2 separate regions of the Homo sapiens genome follow, and region 2 is linked to region 1. Evidence: chromatin loops called from intact Hi-C (ENCODE). Cell type or tissue: K562. All regions are shown on one strand. Links, peaks and the distances in the headings refer to the core of each region. The heading gives the core; the rest is flanking DNA.

What was found. A loop is a pair of places that touch in the nucleus more often than their neighbours do. Peaks named below come from ENCODE experiments on the same cell type or tissue, not always from the same donor. Only the 100,000 strongest peaks of a DNase experiment are listed, where the experiment ranks them.
Region 2: it touches region 1 in a loop (2.6-fold over the local background); 3 of 110 quality-filtered maps call a loop at or near these places.

What each region holds. Positions count from the first base shown.
Region 1 is chr7:38,803,803-38,812,150 of GRCh38, reverse strand. All of the region lies in intron 7 of VPS41 (VPS41 subunit of HOPS complex), which reads left to right. Among named protein-coding and RNA genes, the nearest start is that of VPS41, 100 kb to the left of the region's middle. In K562, for the core only: no CTCF peak of the experiment used is centred there; a DNase peak (open chromatin) is centred at 4,960.
Region 2 is chr7:39,091,488-39,099,835 of GRCh38, reverse strand. All of the region lies in intron 2 of POU6F2 (POU class 6 homeobox 2), which reads right to left. Among named protein-coding and RNA genes, the nearest start is that of POU6F2-AS2, 82 kb to the right of the region's middle. In K562, for the core only: no CTCF peak of the experiment used is centred there; no DNase peak of the experiment used is centred there.

The sequences.
Region 1 (8,348 bases), core at 271-8,270:
TAGTTATGGGATGGCAGATGAACTACAAATGCTCCTCAATTTACAGTTGAGGTTGTCCTGATAAGCCTATTGTAAGTTAAAAATATTGTTAAGTCAAAAATGCATTTGATATACTTAACCTACTGAACATCACATCTTAGCCTAGCCTACCTTAATTGTAGTCAGAACACTACAGTTAGGCAAAATCATTTAACACAAAGCCTATTTTATAATAAAGCATTGAATATATAATGTAATTTATTGAAGACTGAAAGTGAAAAATTTAATCATTGTATAGGTACCATCATAAAGTTGAAAAATCATTAAGTCAAATAATCATAAGTCAAAGACTGTCTACTCTTAAAACTTTGGTTTGGGGTTCTTTCCCTTTAAAAAGCCATTATATATCATCATTCTTTAAGGAAAACCTGTTTTTATTCCCAGTACAATCAAAGCACCCTAGGGTAATACAAGCAAATTATTTCCACTTACTACAGAAGATATATATATATATGAATGAGATATATCTATCTATCTGTATATATGGAGGGGTGTGTGTGTGTGTGTGTGTGTGTATGACAAAACAAGTCTTTTAAAAGTGTGATAATAGTTTGTGATTTAGAATAATTTATTTAAAAAAGCCATTATAATTTATTTTACTTATGTTAAAGGCTTTAGAAACATGTAACTGTGTCCGCAATTTAATGACTTGTAACATACAAACTTTGATTTATTTGGATCCATTAAATTTTATCATGTAAATATGTATTTACTAAGTACTAAAAAGTACCATTTTCTTGATAAACTATAATGATCTGTTTGCATATGGTTAAATGGAGATTTTCAAAATGTGTATCAGCTTGGTGTGGTTTGCAGAAATCTCCAGAGAATTTCCTTTTTCTACATGTTGTGTGGTATGTACTTGTAAAGATTATTTATGCTTCATGTTTTTGACATTAGCGTGTTTTGTTTGTTTTGAAATAGATTTATTTAGTTGAGGTATTTTAGGATGTATTTTTCTAATTTCATTAAGAAATATATCTGATGTTAAAAACTAAAGGCATTTAGAAGGTTACATTAAGAAAGGAGGACTTGTGAAATGATCACTTTCATTTTGAAAGTGTTCGCAAATTTTTAGGAGGAGCTGCTCTTTTTGTAACTGAGTTATAGAGGTTTATATCTTTGAAAAATGAGATAACTACATTGGCTCAGTAGCTACTTCAATCCTTTCAGCTGCAATTTTAAACTAGCAGCAGAAACTAGGCAGAACAATTTTGAAAAGCCCAACATTTAGCAAATGGTTATAACCTTGCAATAATCATGTTATAGATATCAAGATCCCTCCTCTGTTGAGAACAGGTGGCAGATCACATAGGGGGAAAAGAGAATAAAGACATATGTCAGATAACTGAGAGGTTATGACTTTCTGCCTTTAAGAAATAATTTAATCTTCAAAAAATTGGAGCAAAGACTAGCCAAATGAAGGTGTAATGTGGAATAAAGACATTCTTAACCCTTAAGAACAGTGATCTCTAGACTGACAGCCAAATAAATCGTTGGAATTATATGCCACCTTCTACAAACAATGGGTTAAAGTGGCACAGAGACTAGAGGAACTAAGTAGAAAAATAGAGGACCACTATGAGATATTCGTGAAGTCATAAGAAAATTTGAGAGAGATGTCTATTAATATTTAATAGTTCTTTAATCTTATTACAATTTTTGATTCCTATAAAAATTATTAAAGTAATTAGAACATACTTTTCAAAGTATGCAACATACATTGCAGAACATAGCAATGTAACAGAAGAAACCCTGAAACTGTAGTTTGACAGCTATTTCCTTTTCAAAGTTCTGGCTTCTTAGGTGTTCAGAGATAGCTCTTTATCCACCAGGGACTAGGACTAGGAGGCTATAGTTCTGTCTGGCATAAACTTTTATTTTAGGTTTTCAAGGTATCTTCTTAGTAGTTGAATGCCATAGCTGGATTTATGGACTCCAGTGCTTGACACATGAGCATAAAAAGCTTATTCCATATTCTGTTTTGTTTCCATCTTGAAAAAAAAAAAAGAGAAAGCACATCTCTTAAAAGTGCCATTGGAGAGAGCTTTCAAACACGTGAACCAATGAATTTTTTTTGTAAGTGTAACCTTCTTTTGTAGCAAGAATTTTAATACAGGAGCATGGCAAATGAAGTTTCTATTTTAGAAATAAATCTGTCAAGTGAATGTTGTCTGGATTTTTTTTTTTAATTGTCCAGCTTTCCCTGTCAGCAGGTAAGCTTTAGCTTCATAGGACCTTTACTTTTGAACACTGAAATACACTTTATAATAACTGGTTCTACTACTTTGACAAATCATTAAATTGTCGCGATGCTGTTTGCAGTGGAGTTCATTTTTAGAAATCAGATAGTCAGCTGTTTGGCGTTACGGTGGGATAGAATGAGGGGACCTGGCCGCAGGGGCAAGTTGCTTTGTAAGCTGGAAAATGTCAGTCAGCAAACAAGGAAAGGACTGGAGTGAATGAAATGAGGAAAATTTGAAATGGCAAATTTTACCTGAAGGACAGAGATGGTAGTGTCAGCCAGCTTCTATAAGCTTCCAGCAGTGGTCTGCAAATAATAAATTGGATTTTGAATCCTTTTTGAGGGAGGATTCAATATGGGAAGCTTTTTATAAAACTGTAAATATTTAAAAAATTATTATTAAGATTGTTTTTAAATTTTATTTCTTTTGCCCATGTTATCAACATTTTTATTTTTTTCTAGCTTTATTGAGGTATAATTGACAAATTAAAATTTTATATTATATATATATATAAAATATACATATATATATATTTTTGTATTTTTAGTAGAGACGGGGTTTCACTATGTTGGCCAGGCTGGTCTCAAACTCCTGACCTCGTGATCCGCCTGCCTCGGCCTCCCAAAGTGCTAGGATTACAGGCGTCAGCCACCATGCCCAGCCAAATTATACATATTTAAGTTATACAATGATGATTTGATATATACCAAATGTATTTAGTATTTATTGTGAAGTGATTGCCACGTTCAAGCTAATTAACATTATCAGTTGCCTCACATAGTTACCATTTCTTTGGGGATGAGAATACTTAAAATCCATTGGTAAATTTTAAGTATTTAATATGGCATTATTAAATATAGTAACCATAGCGTACATTAGATCCCCGAATTTATTCATCTTAGAACTGAAAGTCTGTGCCCTTTTGGCCAGCATCTGCCAATAGCTCCCAGTCCCCTGGCTACAAATCTTTTTAGAATCTAGATAATCCGGTGAGCCTTTTCTTACCACTGCCATCCCTAAACATGAAGTGTAGGAGTGCTTCCTCGTGTGTTTGTTCATCTTTGGGTCAGATTGGAGCTGGGGTTTTGGTGGCTAGAAGGGTTTTGACATTAGCAGTTCCTCTCTGTCTCCTGTCCAGTGTTTGGATCTCTAGGATAGTATTTCCGCAAGTTTTCAGATGCTTGATTGTAGCCTTCTACCTGAAACTTCTTCCCACATTACTTACCATTGTAGTTTTCAAGTGAATCGTCTGAACATTTTTAAGAATTAAAATTAAGGCTCCCTAGTTAATTCACAGTTACACCACAGGCAGCCACCAATCTAACGGTTGCACGTTGAGGCATTGTAAATACATACCTTTATTTATTCTAGGTACTGTGTTGTAAATTGTGGTCTCATTCCTAGAAATGTATTTCATGCTGTCATCAATGTACCAAAATTGATTAAAAACCATTGATTAGCAGGAAGTAAAACACAAATGTAACCTTCACAAGCATTTTTTTAGATATGAAAAACCAAGCAATAAAATAGCTCTACTGTTTAAAGTATTTTTCGGTGAGTTTTCCTATGTATACTAAGCTATCTGAGGCTAAAAATAGAAATATAATGCTTAAATAAAAATCATTTTCAGTCGGAAAAACAGGTGTTCTTCATTGCTGATTGCTTTTTTGATGTCAATATGTAGGACTCCCAGAGTATTTGAATGGTATCTACAGCGGTCAGGGTGGGAGAGTTGGGTCCATAGCAACTTCATTTTCCTTTATGATTCCCATTGTCTCATATCCATCAAATGCCTGTTAAAAAATATACTTTTTTCTTTAATGAGTTCAGCTAACTTTTTCATATATTTCCATACTGATTGTAGCTTTCCCCTGAACTCTGATGTTAAAACTACCATCTCTCTTCCTTATAACCATCTTTTGCTCCTTGCTGATAATATCTTCTTTTGCATATGGAGAGTCCTGTGCTTATTCTTAAGTATTTTGAGCAAGGACTGCAAGTGTCATTGCCAGTTCAGAGGTGTTCATTAGATATTCTTGTGGGATTTAACATCAGCTGATTCATTAACACAGAGGTTCTCTTTCTCTCTTTTGCTTTAAGAGAAGGCTGTATAAAGCAAGGGGTCACAATTGCAGTCATTGTTAGTTGGTGTCGTGGTACAAACTAAATCACAGTCATTTCACAGGAGTATTTGGTTTGAATCTGCTTCCTGAATACAACCTTGTGTCATGCTTCATGTTAGGTGCTGTGTGTACACAGGATCTTGATTTCAGAAATGGTGGTAGGCTTCCAAAAGCATATAGATAGGATGGTGTAGGTAGAATATAGTTAATAAGACCATTAGTCAGAATAGTGACTTGACAGGAAAATGAGTGTATTTGTATATTCACATACAACACTATGGGGTAAATTTACAGTCCTTTATTTGTCTTTAAGCCTTTTGGATCCCCCTCGACCTGTATGGTTTGTTTGTTTTCCTTTTAATTTTCTAACTCAGTTTCAGCCAATTTTCTTGATATTTGTAACAGTGAAAATTGGTACAAGCTGTCTAACAATAGTGAATTAGCTGTGTCAGTGCCCTGCGGCCAAAGATCACCAGGAGTACCCCATATGGTTTTAGGAAGATGTTAGAAGAATTGTAGGATTTAGGCTGGTGTGAGGTGATTTTGGGGAGGTTTAAGGCATCAGGGCTTTGCTCTAGATTGGATGCTGTCATGAAGCATGAGTAATTCTACAGCTGGGCATTTTGATAAATCTTATCTAGAAGGAGAAAAGCCTAAGCCAAAGCCAAAGTCATAACTGGTAAAGAAGCAGCAGTCTGTCATTTTAGCCAAAGTGGGAGGTGTTTGGTCATTGCCACGACTTGGAAAATGTTCATGTCTTGTTTGCATTCAGACATGATTATGGAGTGGTCTTGCTTCTGTCCTGGTCCTTCATGGTCATGGAGTGGCCTCGGCTGATGTTGGTTTTGTGTGAAATTGTTTATATTCATCAAGAGAACATCAGAGCCCTGCTGTGGGTGCCAGGCTAGCTTCTGGTTGTCAGCTTTTCTCTTTCTCAGTTGGAATAAATAAAATTCTCAACATTTGTTAGATTGCTTCTGTTGAGGTACTTTTCTAAAATATATGTATGGTCTGATTATCCTTTTCTGTAGAAATAAAATTATGTATGTAGATGTATTCATGGAAGGCTGTACACCAAATTATTAACAATATTTGTGTCTGGGCAGGATTATGAATGTTCTTTCTGACCTTCATTGGCTTTTATTTACTTTTTTGTAGTAAGCATGCATTATTTTTATAATAATAAAAAGTAAAGGAATGTTTAGAGTAATCTCAATTATTTTAGATCTTGTTTTAACTTATCACTGTACATCATATGAAATTCCCTACATTATTGATGTCTATTCTTAGCTCAGTGTTATTGAATAGTTGCATAATATTCTATCTTATGGATCTATTTGATTTTCTTAACCATTCTTCTGTCTTTGGACCTTTAGGTTATATCCAGTGTTTGGCTGTCATAAATCATGATGTGGTGAACCTTGAAATCTTTGGCCTTTCATCTGTTCCTCTGAATGTTTTCCTACCATTGATTCTTAGGATTGGAATTACTGAATCAAAGGTTATGATAATTTTTTAGGCATTTAATATGTGTTGCCAAGTAAAATTGTATTCCAGAAAACTTACACCAGTTTACATCAGCTATGTGTGAGTACCTATTTTACCACATGCTCATTGCCAATCTGATATATAAAGATACTCCATTTTTCTATTTTATAGTATATTTGAATTTTTAGTGATTTTGAACATTTTTATTTATTAGCTAGTTCTGTAGCTTCCTTTGTGATTTGTCTGATTGTATTCCTTGCTCAGGGCAGCTTTTAATATTACCATAGAAGCCAGGACAATGAAGGCTGTCCACTTGATATTTACTGTCAGTTTGAGCACAAATTATTGCTGCTTACTGAACAGCCTGCAGCCTTTTCTCCAATTTTGGCCAAATCTGGAATAATTATTGTTGTTCCCAGGGAGGCATTATATAGGAGTCTAAATGAGGCTTTAGAGTAGACCCTGAAGTGTGTAGAGAGGATGAACATATGTTACCATGTAGATGTGAGTCTGCCCCAAAACCATCAGTTCTGCCACTTCCATGAAAGCTATCAATGCTGACCAGTGTGTCCAGTTAATGCCAGTTTTTCATAGAGATGGTAAGAAAGTGGATTATAATGCTTGAAATTGGGTTCATTTGACTCATTTTCTTCTGCAGATAGTCTCCTGATTTTTTTTTTTTTCAACTTTTGGGCTTTACTTTGTTTTTGTTTTTGTTTTTTTGAGACAGACTCTCACTCTGTTGCCAGGCTGGAGTGCAGTGGCGCGATCTCGGCTCACTGCAATCTCTGCTTCCCAGGTTCAAGTGATTCTTCTGCCTCAGCCTCCCGAGTAGCTGGGACTACAGGCGTGCACCACCACGCCCAGCTAATTTTTGTATTTTTAGTAGAGACGGAGCTTCACCATGTTGGCCAGGATGATCTCCATTTCTTGACCTTGTGATCCGCCCACCTCAGCCTCCTGAAGTGCTGGGATTACAGGCGTGAGCCACTGCGCCTGGCCTGTTTTACTTTGAATTGTGTGAAGGGCTTGTTCAAATACATAAACCCGTGTTTTCAGGTAACTGTCTGCATTATTCAAGACTTAGCAATTTTGCATCTCTTTTTGATATACTCACTGTGCAAGGATTTTCACCAGTCATCAGTGATTGAGATTATATGTAGTTAAAGTTAGAGATATTTGTTCATTGCAGAGAACATTAATTCAAGTTTAATCACCCAGTGGATGACTTTTCTGTTATCTCTACCCTGATGCTGAGGGTGTTTGACCTTGGGCCCAGCCCGGAAAATGTATCCTCAGATAGCTGCAAACTGAAAAACAGACTCAACGTGTTTGGTATGAACAGCCAGCTCTATTAAATCTGTGGGATCCATATGGAAGATTTTTTTTAAGTGGTAAAATTACTTAGAAAGTGTCCTAGTCATTTCTGAAATCGCACTTGTAATTATGTGCTTGCATTTGCAGCAATTGCAGATTAGTAGTCTAAATAGGGGACTACCTCACATGCTGGCTTGATTGCCAAGCCCACATAGGTGTGTAGGTAGATACTGCATAGGTGGGTAGGTAGATCTTTATCTAGCTGTCATCTCTAGTTTTTTAATGCAAAGAAAGCTGCTCCTAAATGGCACGTCCGTTGTTTAACTTATTTTGTTTTCATGGAAGCTTTGCTTGGATTTCTTGGTTGCTGAATTGATCGTTACCTTATGTTGATACAGTGTTTTTTAAATTTCAGAGCATTGGTCTGTCTATATAGGTTTCGCAGAATTAACTGCAAGGGCATGTCCAAAGTCTGTGTTGCTAATGCAGGAACGGAAAACCAAATACCACATGTTCTCATTTGTAAGTGGGAGCTAAATGATGAGAACACATGGATACATAGAGGGGAACAACACACACTGGGGCCTATTGGAGGATGGAGGATGGGAGAAGGGAGAGGATCAGAAAAAATAACTAATGGATAGTAGGCTTAATACCTGGGTGACAAAATAATCTGTACAACAAACCCCTGTGGCACGAGTTTACCTACATAACAAACCTGCACATAAACCCCTGAAATTAAAATACAAGTTAAAAAAAAAAGTCTGTGTTGCATAGGAATGGTGTTTACTAAAATATTGTTTGTAAGCAAGTGGCATTTGAGTGGGCTCTAGGAACCCTTGTGCACAGAGGTTTTCCGTCGTACCAACATTTTGTCTATACTGAACTGGTTTTAAACATGTTAAATTCAGATAAAGGAGATTGAAGCATTATAACTTGTTCAGAAAATAACCACTGAATTTAAGGAAATAATATATTTGGGAAGTTCTCTTTTTCTTCCCACATGTTTATATTCTATCTTGATGGACACAGTAGAGCTGTTGGTGGTGTTTAGAGAAGCTGCGTGTTTGAAACTTTGGCACTAAGCCTAAGCACGAAGCAAAACAAAGACACTTACCTGCTCCATATGGGTTCC
Region 2 (8,348 bases), core at 302-8,301, 290 kb before region 1:
CTTCTCAGACCTTGGAAAAATACGCATTGGGCTAAGAAGTGAGGGGAAGGGGCTTTCATTATTAAACACCACCATGTGCAGGCATCTTATTTGCCTTCCTTTACATAATCTTCAACATCCCATCAGATAGGTATTTTAACACTCATGTTTCAGAAGAGGAAACGGAGACATAAGCTCATAGCCTTGTGCCTAGGTCAAGGGTGGTGATTCAAACCCAGGTTACCATCGTTCTGCAGCACCATTTTTCTAAAATCGTCATAACACTTCAATGGAATGTTTCTCTCTCTCTGAAATTTTCTGTAGTTTACCCTGATTAGGTCACAAAAGCATCCTATGAAAGATCTCTGGACATTTAACTAGAGACAAATGCTCTGTTCCCAACATGGGCAACAGTGTGGTCAAGGCAGAGAGATAGAAGTGCTTGGCCTGGAGCTGGCAAATTCCCTTGGAGGGAGGGAGGGACAGCGGATGCCCCTGGGAGGAACTCCACCCAAAGGCAGGCTGCCCCCAGGGTATCTGACCACACCACCAGGGAGAAAGGCATTTGCTGCCGCCCACAGACATCTGGCTTCATAACACTTCTCAAGGCCAACATTATTTTTAAAATCGCTATTATTTGAAAGAATCACACCTTCCAACATTTTAAATTTAGAGAAGAGTGAGATGTGTAACTGCCCTGTTCCATCCTTGCTCACCACCTCACTTATGTACTCTCCATAAGATGAAGAGAGTGAACTATTGTCCCCTGTAGAACCTCCATTTATGAGTCTGAATTCTTTCCTGAATGAACTTGAAGAGAAAGCAAAGACTGAAGAAGGGGTGTTGCCATTAGGAAGCAAAGATCCCCAGAACCTTTCTTTGATCAGGAGGACCCTTGGGGGCTCATGTTTCCTTATGGAGAAGCATGGTTACTTCCAAAGGCCACAATTTTTGTTGGTTTTATGGTATCTGCTGCCCAAAATTAATCAGATTCTTTCTAAACATAGCAAGTACATTTTCAACTCTTAACAACGTGTGATATTCATTGAGCTCTGGTTACATTCCAGGTACTCTATAGGCTTTTACATGTGTCATTTCACTTCAAGCTCAAGATTGCCCTGTGGCGTACCAGCAATACCTCCATGCAGAGATGGGGAAGCTGAAGCTTCAACATGTTATTACCTTACCCAGCCAGTGAAAAAGTGGTAGAGCCGGACTCAAGCCCACACAACCTGACTCCAGAGCCTTGAAGCACTACTTTATAGTATAAGACAATGGCCAGGTGCAGTGGCTCATGCCTGTAATCCCAACAGTTTGAGAGACCAAGGTAGCAGGATAGCTTGAGGCCAGGAGTTCAAGACCAGCCTAAGCAACAAAGTGAGACCCCCCCTCTCTTGCAAATTAAAAAAAAAAAAATTAGCTGAGTGTGATGGTACACGCCTGTAGTACCAGCTACTCAGGAGGCTGAGGTGGGAGGATCGCTTGAGCCCAGGAGATTGAGGCTGCAGCCATGATCATACCACCGTACTCCAGCCTGGGTGATAGAGCAAGACCTTGTCTCAGAAAAATAATAAAAATAAAATAAATAAATGAATGAATAAATAAATAAAATGTATTGGCTTCTGAGAGAACACATGTAAAAACGTAAGTAAATAAAAATAAAAAAATAAAAAATATATAAGACAAACAAGAATTTTGGGAGGAGAATAAAGGCAGAAAAGACAGGCAGGAAGAAATAATCTAATTCATCCTCCTTTTGGACATGATTAAGAGACAATCCCTAAAGAAGAGCAATTGTGTTCCACGGCATATGCACCAAACCCTGTGACGAAAACATTGCTAATGTCATTTGTCACAAACCGCTTAATACTCCTTTCTTCTTCCCTACTTTTTGGAGATAATAGTTTTTTTCTCAAATGAGGTTTCTAACCAACAAACAACTCTTGAAAAGTATGGTTTCGAAGGCTTAAAATTGCCTAAAAAGCTACCAGAAATGATCAAGTAAAATAGAATGTCAATGTATGATGCTGATTGTGGGCTATTTCAGGGTGGGGTCCCCATGTCTTGTTCAGTTTTGCATCTTCAGTATACCTTTCAGTGGGTGAGCTAGGTGATCAATTCTATGTGGTGTCTTCTCTACTGAGTCCTCAGGACACAGCACAGCCCCTACCACAGAGCAGGTGCTCAACAAACATTTATTGAATGGATCAATTCACTGTTCCATGTTGAATACATAAACTGTATTGAATAGAAAAAACTCATTTAATAAATAGGGCAAATTATGGGTTTTCACTTCTATTCTACACTGTAACTACACAGTATATATGTACCTCTCCTTTGTTTTGAAAGTGGCACAAAAGTGAGAAATCCAGTTTCAAAACACTTCACAGCAAAGGAGAAAAACATAAGAAGTGGAGACAACAGAGAGTTGATGAAAATTCCTAGGAAAAGTAATTTCAAAGATTCAATATAGAAATGATCCCAGGATATCATGGTTTTATTTTCATCAATTGTTTTATTTTGAGAGGAAAAGATTGTTCTTCTAACTTCTATAAACATGCCCCTACCAAAATAGAATGTTTCTTTGTATGGCTTTGTGACTGTCAGAGAGCAAAGAAGGAAATGTGATGAATTTTGACAGAGAATAATAATAATAATAATAACCCTTTTATTTATTCTTTAGTACCCTCTCTGGAAAAGGGCATATATACTAAGAATGGCATAAAATGACAAATATAATGACACTGTAATTTCAAAGAGTGCAAAATGTTAAAAACTTGATAACCATTGTAAAACAGCTTCATAATTAAATTTATATTGAAAATGTCATCACTTTTTATCTATATATTAAAGATATGAAATCAATTTTTAAAGTATTTAAAAAATAATTCCACATATATATTTGTTTCACCTGATATGCACAGTTGTGCAATTTTGCTTTTATGTTGCATGAAGTATTTCATTATATAAGCTAATTTCAAATATTGTTAAACTAAAAGCTTTACATTATTTTTATGTTCACTTGCTAAACGTTCAAACATAGCCACATTAAAACAAACCATTTCGGCTTTCAGCCATCTATTTTTAAATTTTAAGTCATTTTTTTTTTCTAGGCTGCAAAAGTGTATTACCAAATAAACTGACAAAACATCTCAGCAACTAACGTAAATGTGCAATTTTAATGCCTTCTAATCACACAAATCAATATGAGATTTTTGTACTTGTGCATGACCTTCTTCAAATTATGCCCCCATTTTGGCTGAATCAGAACGAGTGTGGGCCATTTGATAAAAAACCCTAAGTGTGTGAAATAAGAGCCCTCGCTTCTTCTGCCAGACTCCTCTTGACAGAAAGATGATAGAAGCATCACATCCCTGGGAGAGTAAATGCAAACTGACAAGAGATGAGCCTTTAGATGTTGAATATAATCTTGAATTGTGCTTGAAGTGTCTTATTATCTTGTCTTTTGATGTCTGAAGGGGTGGCTCATTGTTAGAAAAAGGAAAACCCTCGTGCATCTTTGCCATCTTTAAAAATTGTTTGGCCTTTAACAACTGCTTTTCCAACTAATGTCCATTTCTCCTGACAATAAATATGGCAGGTCGTCGGCAAGTGACAAACAATTTACTTTACATGCCACACTTTTATGGGTTTTGAGAGCTCATGTGGAAGTATTTTAAAAAGCCCATAGAAATTAGCAGTATTACAAATGTTAAGAGGACTGAGCTCTCCGTGCAGATACTGATGTGAAGTTACTCATCGTGGTTATTTCCTGCTGTTTCTGGTTCTATATCTCACTGGTGCCAGATTCAAAATTCAAGTTCTTTATTTATCATTGACTAAAAATAGCCAGAGAAAATGAAAGAGCAACAATCAGTTCTGACAGATTCCATAAAGGAAATGCATGAATACAGATTTCCAACACACATTGCAATATTCAGAATGGTATATTAAAAAATGCTTATTTCTAAGTAGGAGATCAAGATCAACAATGGGCTTGCTGCATTTTGCCTTTTATCTAAGAATCTTCGGCACGTTTTAATTTTTGCTGCCACTTTGGGTACCCCTTACCCTTTGCATCTACCATTTGTTTTGTGGTTCTTGTTTTAACTTAAAAGTTTAATGATGTTCCTGGTCAACAGGATTTCTTAGCGGCTAAATCACAGTCCTGCTAGTTTTCTGTCACCCAGCCAGATTTTGTGAAAGCTTTCAAGATCTTTTCTCAGACCTCTGTCACTCTAAGAATCCATAAGAATTCTCAAAAGGACCATAAACCGTTACAGGGTTCAGGTTATTGTATCATTATAAAAACATATTGATACTCTACAGATGACAAGACGTGTAGCCACCATTCTAGGCTACTGCAACCACCTCGATGCCATCAGCAATCTCCAATGTGACCAGCTCTTTTTTTGTAAGCAGGCAGCTGTAGACATTAATTCCTTTTAGAACACGAGGCATAATTTTTAACACTTTTCTGATGGCCTGCAGATTCCAGTTGGCTTGTTAGAAAATTACTAGGAGTACAGGATATAATTAATGGGAGAAGTAAATATTCAAACTAGAGCAAAGAAATCAACTAGGCTACCTGAAAATTGGAGCAATTTCTTGGGTAAGGCTTAAGACTAAAACCTGCCTTCATCTTAGGAATCAGAATAAAATGAGCCAATCAACACTTAAAACAGTGACATATGTTCCTTCCAAAAGTTTGTGAAAGTTTTCCCTCATAACTGAGAGGATCCTTGTTCTGGATATTTACCCATTCATAGATTATAGAATAGTGTATGGATTTAATTAAATGGATCCGTTGAAATAGGAGTTTCATGCAATATTTTTTGCATGCTTCTCCTTTTGCAAATAGCAAGCGTCCTTTCTGACACATTTCTATTTTGCAATATTTTGGGAAATGATGTAGGTATATTGAAAAAAATGCCAGTTTTGATGAAGTGCATTTCACTCCCCACATGACTTCCATGTGTATACATTTTTAAATACAGGAACATGTGGGTTTCCATTTGACTTTTTATTCTCCTTTACCCTGGGTCAATTTGAGCAAAAAGTCATGTGCAATAATAATTTTTCATGCTTTTAAAACAGCTTCAAATATTTGCATTTTTAAATCATATTAACCCCTTAGCTTCTCTTCTGCTTTGAGAGTGATGATTCCCTCCTGCAGGAAGTCACCCCAAATCATTAATTTGTAAAAATAAATCTTGCCATATTGGTATTAAAAGACAAATCACCACATATGTGGTCATGAAGAACTGCAAAAGGAGATTAATAATACCACATTAATAGTAAATGTTTAAAATATGATTTCTTTATTGTACACCAATCACTCACTCTACCTTGATATATAGGCGCATATAATCCTTACAGGAATGTGTAACAAAAAATTGTGCTTAATAACTATTGAATAAAATGCCTTTGACTTAAAAAAAGAAAAGGATAAATATTTATATTGTGATATATGTCTATCCCAGAAATAGACAAATATTTAGATTCCCAATATTTAGATCCCAAGAGTCTTCCCTAGCTTGGGTAAGTTGGTATGCTTTAAAAATACATATATTTTCTATAAGTCAAGTTGTCCAAAAACCCCAGATTTCTTTACTGAATTAAACTGCGCAAATCCTGAGGAATCTTCTTGTCTCCCGTGCTCAGTAAATAGCAGCATCGAAGAAGACACTGGAACTTGGATTCTAGCCCAAGTATAGCTGAAGCAATACTACAGTATAACTAGTTTCCCTTTTTTGGTAAGCTATTAATTTTGATAAATTTATCAGGGAACTATTTTTTAAATATACAGGAGAAGTACATTTGAATGATGGATGGATAGCATGAACTAAAAGAAAGCTTATTATTATAAATAAGTCTTTGTTAGTTTTATAATAGAGAAAATACATACATACTACAGATTCAGTAAGACAATTTGAAGCATTATATGTGCATGAAGAAAATATGGAGAAAAGCAGACCATAGACACACACAAATATTTTATACAGATAGCATTACACTTTTTTCACTGTGCACTCACAGTGCCTAAGAAAGAAAATATAGGGAAACAAAAATAAAGTATGGAAGTGGTAAGGAAATGGATAAATTTGCATTGCTATTTTAAAACACTGTGTTAATATCAGTCTTTAAATATGAATTTCTTGGCTTTCACAAACTTCTGTCATAATTATGCTTTTTTTCTCATTAATAGGATGAAATTAAAGAAATACAAAATATTTGGAAGGTACATCAGTCAATCCCAAGAAACACTAATTATTTTACAGGAAAAGATGAAACACTAAGAAAACTACTTAATGCCAAACAATATATGGCAGGATACACGTATTCATTAAATTGTGAAACTGTTTCATGTTGGCTATCATTGGGACATCATAAGTATCCTAAAAATACCTTCATATTCTACTTCATTTGTGAGCTAAACTAACAGGTTTTATTTTGGTTATTTACTAAGAACATTTTTAACCATCTTAATGAATGCAGATTTCATTATACAGTCCCATTTTCAAATGGTCTTTTGTATAGAAAATCTCTGAAGCATTTAGTTCATGTATAATTATATTACTTAGTTTCTCTAATTATAATCTGATCATTTTCCCCTTATATTTTCAAATAGTTTTAATGGCAGTGTGGTCCTCCAATAATAGTGACTTGCTTTGACTATTAGTTATATTGTTCCAGGTAGCTAATTTTTTAATTTAAAAAAAATCACAATATATTCTTGTTACATATAAGACCTTAAAATCACTTAAGAAGGAAAAACTATAAGAGAAGTTTGGGCATGGATTTTCTTTTCCATCCTCAAATAAAATATAGACATTCATATAACATACTAGGAAATTTTTTAAAGTGGAAGCTAATTATTAAGAAGCGATCTTGGGGGTATGCATCTTGGTTAGGTAGTTTTAAAAAATTATCCTGGAATACTTATAAAACAAAGTTAATTTCCATTTCTCTGCGAATGACAAACTTTCTTTAGCCTCAAGAGATCTAATGTTATTCTTTCTGACCTCTGCATTCACACTAAAAGGGCTTAATCCATTTTTGATAGCTCATAAAGTGTCACAGCACAGAGTAGGAGATGTCTCCAAACAAGTCCACCCTTGTTTCCTTTTTATGAAATCTGACTTTGACAATCAGGAGGTGAAAGTTTACATTGAAAAGATTAAGAATCAGATCAACATGTTTAATAATCGACTTCATCAGAAGCCCCCATATTGTCAAAGCACAGATACTCCTTTATGAATAAATATTACTTGAAGGTATTCCCAAAGAAAAGCCCAGTGTTGATAGATTTAGAAGCTCATTCAGAGTCATAGCATGACAAAGTATATGTTCAACTACAAAATACCATATAAAAAATTAAAACAAATTATGCTTACTTGTTTCTCAAAGAAAAGACATTTGAAATTTAAAAAGATAAACATTTAAAAAGTAAGACTGAAATGGCATGAATAAAAGAAAAGCTGAACAAAAACACCAGCTAAGTACAGAACCCAGGAAGACAACAAACAAGAAAATTCCAGAGCCAGGCTGGATATTAAAGAGAAACCCATCCGCTGGAGAATGGCAACTGTTACTATGAGCTTTCTCTAGCTACCTCTGCCTTTGGATATTTTTTAAAAATTTATTAACCTGACAGCGGGAAACTTTATACAGATTGCCCCCTGACAGGGTGCCAGTTTGGTATAAACACTTTGCTATCTTTTTCTTTAGCATAAAAAATCAAGAAACATGTTAAATGGAGCCAGGTGCATATTTGGGCAAATGTGCCTGCTTCTCCGATTGCCTCTGCATTCCCAGGGAAGGCCTGAATAATCAGGGCAGCCCAGTAGCAGAACTGAACCTTCTACCCTTCCTCTTCACATTTACTTTCTCTTTAATGTGTGAATGTCTGATGTATTATTAATCCCCAAATATAAACCAGCAAGGTCGTCAATCAAAGAAAGTGCCAGTTCTCTCACAAATTAACTGTTGGCTGTCTCATAACAAACAAGGTCCACTTGAAACGGTCAAGTGAAATCTCAACGTTGAAGTGGGAGAAAAACGTATTTGGTCAATTCTTGAGAAGGGGAATGCTAGCTGTATAATTAAAGCAGGTAATTAAGAGCGAAAGCAATCTTCTTAAGGGCTGAGCCTTGGGAGCTTGAATCTGGAATGCACCTCTATTTATTAATTATGACATAAACTGGGCTGGGTGAACTACAAAAACACTGTAATACCATGTAACCTTTAAGTCAGAAACATCCAAGACATTCAAGAGACTAAAATGGGATCATTTAAAGGAGGGATGATGTACAGATTAATCTCATTTCTAATACCTTATTTCCTGTTGTTTTTAGGACCGTTTAATG